2 separate regions of the Homo sapiens genome follow, and region 1 is linked to region 2. A link is an interaction called in ENCODE POLR2A ChIA-PET data of the cell type or tissue named here. Cell type or tissue: IMR-90. All regions are shown on one strand. Each heading gives the region's core, and the rest is flanking DNA. Links, peaks and the distances in the headings are about the cores only. Region 1 has its middle 76 kb from the start of C7orf33. Region 2 holds the start of LOC105375557 (a long non-coding RNA gene).

Region 1 (2,922 bases), core at 276-2,775, 110 kb before region 2:
TCCTTTTAAACAAACAAATCTCATGAGAACTCACTCACTACTTCGAGGACAGTACTGCAAGGAATGGTGCTAAACCGTTCATGAGAAATCTGTCCCCATGATCCAATCACCTCCCACCAGGTTCCACCTCCGACACTAGGGATTACATTTCAGTGAGATTTGGGCAGGGACATCATCCTAAATTTTATCATCGATTCTTCTTTATATCTCCCTGGTCACCTTTGAGAGCCTATTACCCCTTAATCATATTTCCAATTTCTGTGTTATTCCTTCATACGTATTAAACATACTTATTTTATATTATATATCAGACATTTCCAATATTAAAAGGCTCTTCAGGTCTGATTCTGTTGCTTATTGTTTCTGCTGGAATGTATGTGTTTTTTGTTGTTGTTGTTTGTTTCTTTTTTTTTTCTTTTTTTTTTTTTTTTTGAGATGGAGTCTCACTCTGTCACCCAGGCTGGAGTGCAGTGGCGCAATCTAGGCTCACTGCAAGCTCCACCTCCCGGCTTCATGCCATTCTCCTGCCTCAGCCTCCTGAGTAGCTGGGACTACAGGCACCCGCCACCATGCCTGGCTAATTTTTTGTATTTTTAGTAGAGACAGGGCTTCACCGTGTTAGCCAGGAGTGTTTTGTTTTTTGAGCCCATTTTCCCTGGAACTTTGCCGAACCTCTCTGAGACCTACTTGAGGATATTACGCCAGGATAGATTCTTGTTTTCTTTTTTAGATGACTGGAAACATTACAAGTCAGAACTAATTTAAACTAAATTTTCAATTGGGGTTTATTTGCATCACACAGGCAGCGTGAATTCCAGCCTCACACCCACACATGAACCAGTTTATGGTAAATTCTCAATGTAGCCTTTTGTGTTTTAGCCCCTAAACCCAGAACCAAAGTTAAAACAAACAAGTTTCCTCGTGGCCTACTTTTTTGGGTGCCTTTTCTTTTTTCTAGTTTACCTTTTCACAGAGAATTTGGACATTAGAGATCCAGCCTTACTCTGAGGTTTCTAAACTGACTCCCAACTTGTATGAACCCAAAGCGTTGTCCCTTATCCCCCATGCCCCTATGTGGCCTTTGAAATTGAAATTCTTATCAGCAGAGGTTGGCGGGTGCCCTTAAGACATATACCATTAGGACAAAGGGTTAGAAGTCTTTATCTCGCTTTTGTTTTTGACTTTTTAAAAAAAATTCTTACTCTTCCTAACTTAATTTTCTATCTTACTCTCCAGAAAGACACAGTATAGAAATTGCATATACTTTCTGTGTTCTGAACATTTGTGTCCCCCCCAAATTCATATGTTCAAACCTAACAACCAATCTGATAGTATTAAGAGGTAGGGACTTTGGGAGGTGATTAGATCATGAGTGCAGAACCCTCATAAGTAGGATTAGGGCCCTCATAAAAGAGGCCCAGAGCTTGTTGGCCCATTTTGCCATGTGAGAGAACACAGCAAGAAGGCACCATCTATAAGGAAGCAGACCCTTCCCAGATGCCGCAGACACCTTGATCTTGGACTTCCCAGCCTCTAGAACTGTGAGAAGTAAATTTCTGTTGTTTACAAGTTACCCAGCCTGTTTGAGTAACTGAGATACACGCAGACTGAGATAACACTTTCTCTGTCTAGCAATCCTGCAAGTATAACAAAGAAAGTGGTGCTGCTATGGGACATTATTGCCACTCTCTCCTTCCATGAGGTTATCATTGAAGGCCTCTGGAAAGAGATAAAGCATTCTCATTTTTCACCTTTTCCCCCAGACCACTCAAAGAGGGTGGAAGAGCTGTCATTAAGCCCTAAAGTGGGCTGTAAAGAGAGGCCCCTGCAGTATGCAGATGAAACAAGGAAGAGTCTAAGTGGGAAGAGGAAGAGATTAAGAGACCGGCGGGTGAGCATCATGCCTATGCCATGATAACCTCCAAATTCACCAAGAGCCTCATTTGGGGTGTTTTCCTCAGGTCTTCTAGGGACAGACTCACCCTTCACCAGTATTACACCCTCAACAGCGAGACTGGGCTGCTTATCAGCATCATGTCCACCAATGAGACCCTCCCCAAGTGCTAATCACTACATTCCTATCATCATCTCTAAAGATGTGGTCAAAGGCTTTTCTTCTCTGCTCACAAACACATTCCGCAAAGTGATGAATCATAGCCTAGACTGGAGATCTAGTCTACCCAACAGGTCAAATACACATCCTGAAAGCTACAAAGCAAAAGTTAAAGCTAAAGTGACTTTAACCAAAGAAAGGGGTAGAGAAGGAACACTGGCCTCAGTTCACGGTACCATTTGAGTGCTCACTCCTACCTTGGCCTTGGGGACACTAAATAGCACTCTTCCTCCTGGTTCCCGTTCGAGCATCAGGAGTCTTATTCTTGTTCCAGCCAAGTCCAGCCTCATAAATGTTGGTGTTTCCATAGAGTGGAGCCCTTATTCTCTCTTGCTTTCCTTTCCCTTTTCCTGCAACACAAGCTGACTCCATTGTTTTCTCTGCTAAAGCAGTTCCCAAAATTAATTGTAAATGAATGCATATGGCTGTGTATAAATAAAACTTTATAAAAACAGGCAGTGAGCTAGGTTTAGTCAACCACTGTTATAAAGGGATATTAAAATCAAATTGGCTTCAGTCAGCCAATTTGCCTGAGCCTCTGACTCATACAGCAAATTCTCTAATAGACATCTCATAAGCACCTCAACATTTTCTACAAAATGGGACTCATCATCCTTCTTTCTAAAACCTGCTCCTTTCCCTGAAATCTACACCTGGTCACCCTTCACCCAACAGAGCAGACAGCAGGCTTCACCTGCCCACTCCACATGCATTTAGCTCCAGGCTCTACCAGTTCTCTTTCACAAGGGCTGTCGAAACTGCCCACTCTTCTTTATCTTATCCATTCATTTATTCGACACAGTTTTATG
Region 2 (2,922 bases), core at 126-2,625:
GTCACCTCGATCTTTATCGCAATGAAGAAAAGACAACACATGTTTTAACAGCCTTCATCCCCCTAATTAGCTTATTTTTTTAGCATGCAGTTAATTTGAAAACTTTATTTAAACGTAAATTGAGTGGATCAGTGTGGAAAGGTAAGTCGATACACAGCAGATTAAAGATAACAAAAAGAAACAAGTGACCTATATTTTCAGAACTTTTCCAGAATGATCGTTTGTTTTGTTTGATCAGTGCTAGAGAAAGAAGTGGCTGGAAGTTGGCAAAAGAACAAGTGGGAAACTGTAAAACGGCCTGTCTGAAATCTGTTCTTTTTTGTGGTTATTTGGGCCAGGCTGACTCCTCATTGCCAGCACTTCTCACATCAAGCACCCGGTCCACCACAAATATGCACATCTCGTCACATGCCGGTGACATTACATGCCCTCCAGTGGGTAAGCTTTCTTCACTTTGTCTAAATCTTTTGGAATTACAGCAACCAATTGACTGGATGTGATGGTTTCTATAATTTTTCATCTAGTGACTGAGAAAAAAAAAACCCTGACGTTTGAAAAGAGCCACTTTAAAAAGTTGTAAACAAGCATGAAGAGGCTTTCCTGGGTCATTAGCTGATTTTTATTTTGCAAAATGCATTCCCTGGAGACTTTCTAAGAAACTACTGTGCTTAATACCAAACTCATAAAAAGCTAGAAATTAGCTTTAATTGTTTAAAAATGGCCATCAATCATCTAAAGCCAGGATTGCTGTAATTTATGAAAATATCTTTATAAAGTATTTAAGATATTGTGGAATAATATATAGTTATAGATACACTAAGCTCAACAGTACCAACAGGCTAGCTCCAAATTTCCCCCAAAAGCTAAAGTTTTCCCTTTTTTGTACAGGAAGTTGGAAAAAAAAAAAACGAAAAATAGAGCTTTATTTTACTGAGAGGCAAGCAAGATTTTACTTACTATTTTTTTCTTCTGGAATATTCCATTTAATATTGGCGAAATGCATATTTCATAACAAAAGGAGAAACAAAAGAAAATTGTCATGAAAACAATGCCTACATGAAGTTAAAATGCTGCCGTCTAAAACACTATGTACCTGTTTATTCCCTCTCATAATGCAAGCTTTATTTCAGGAAAACCACACTCAGCTCCATCTCTCTGTGCCTAGGAGGGCTGGGTTGTCAATGTCAGGGAGGAGAAGAAAACCCAAGACAGGTTGAGCTGAGGTCAGGTACTTGGAGACGCCAAAGCCTGGTACAAAGTAGAAAAGCAGATTTAAGGATGGTCTGAGGTCAGAAAATGAGTCAAGAGCCAGATACACCAAGTTCAAACCAGGACAAGCCAAAAACCAGAGGCTTCGTGACAAATCTAAGAACAAATGAGACAGGGATATATGAATCGGCAAGTTAAACGAGACTAAGAAGCACATCAAATGGGTGTAGCTAAATCTACACAGACACTTTGTTCAGTGGCAGGACCTCTTCCTCCACCAGCAGGCTTTCACCAGTCTTAAAGGAGCAGTATTCTGAAAATATTATGGAAGGGACCAAAACAACTAATATAAGATGAAGACTTGGTTATGCAAAAATGCACCACCACTACAATCCCCAAAAGGAAGGTCTACAAGGAGCACACAAGCTAAAGATTGCCATTGCTATTGTTAGAACAATAAATTATATGTGACTATTATTTAGCACCCTTGAACACACAAAATAAGACTGATGTAACATTTAGCCCATAAAGTATTCATTCAAAATATTTATTGAGTACTTACAGCCAGGCACTGTGCTGAAAGCTGGGGATAAAAAGTTAAGCAGAATGTAGTCTGTGCTCTCAAGAAATTCACAGAGAAAGAGAAAAGAAGCGATTCCAATACAGTGTAATAAGTACACTGCAAGGGGTAAATCATGGGGTGTAAAGATAGAAGGATGATGACAGCTTCCCAAGGACAGGAAATCTAAGCTGAGAACTGAAGGAGTGACGCAGGACAGCTGGCGGGAGAACTTCTCTCCTTTATGTTTAATTACTGTCCAGAGCCATGGAGAATTTAGAGATAACACAAAAAAGACAATTAAATGAATGAAGGCCTCAAAAATATGACCATCTGCAGGGAGTGAAAGCAGTAGCATGGTCTGATCTTGAGTACTGTTAAAAGTAGAATTTTCAAAATGTTAAAACAACACATATACATAAGAGCATATGTCAAGGTTATTTTCAGCTCGCTAATGAGGGAACAAACAGAATGACAAAATGATTCAAAGGCAGATGCAAGAAACGAATGTACATATTTCCCATCAAAGAGAAGGCTAGAATAAAATTATTAAATACTAAAACTCATCATTGTTCTACAGAGCAATAAACTATAATCTTTAGGGTTTTTTCTCTAATGAACAGAAATAATTGGCATTATTATTAGACAAAAATAATTTTTATTGTAACAATTTACTACATATTAACATCTAACTTTTGTTGCAAAAATGCCTGGGCCCTATTCATTAGCCAATAGGAAGTTAAATTGTATTCTCCAAGAGAGTCAGGTGATCCTTACACAGGCTTGTTAAGTGAACCCCTAGCCTAACAATAAAATTCACACCACCATCTTTCTCGCTACCTTCTATGTGTTGGATCATTTTGTTTAGTAACCTCCAAGAATGTTTAGCCTCTGAAATGTACCTAGTATGAAGACATCCCACAAGGAGAGTTGTGATCTTCCTCAATCTCCCCAAACAGACTAAAGGTTATAGGAAAATAGATTTCTTCTATCTGATTCTAAGGCGTAAGGATGATAAGAACCACCCACATTCTGGCTGGGCGTGGTGGCTCACGCCTGTTATCCCAGCACTTTGGGAGGCCAAGGCGGGTGGATCACCTGAGGTCAGGAGTTCGAGACCAGCCTGACCAACATGGCAAAACCCTGTCTTTTAC

What was found. ChIA-PET counts read pairs that join two places held together with the same protein. Peaks named below come from ENCODE experiments on the same cell type or tissue, not always from the same donor. Only the 100,000 strongest peaks of a DNase experiment are listed, where the experiment ranks them.
Region 1: POLR2A ChIA-PET joins it to region 2 with 14 read pairs; 2 of 35 experiments call an interaction of 5 or more read pairs at or near these places.

What each region holds. Positions count from the first base shown.
Region 1 is chr7:148,513,348-148,516,269 of GRCh38, forward strand. No RefSeq gene overlaps it. Among named protein-coding and RNA genes, the nearest start is that of C7orf33, 76 kb to the right of the region's middle. In IMR-90, for the core only: no CTCF peak of the experiment used is centred there; no DNase peak of the experiment used is centred there.
Region 2 is chr7:148,623,588-148,626,509 of GRCh38, forward strand. It overlaps LOC105375557 (a long non-coding RNA gene), which reads right to left and starts at 1,853. Exons shown (of 3, transcript XR_001745397.2): 1 at 1,772-1,853; 2 at 1,094-1,248; 3 at 753-969. In IMR-90, for the core only: no CTCF peak of the experiment used is centred there; no DNase peak of the experiment used is centred there; H3K27me3 peaks cover 686 bases.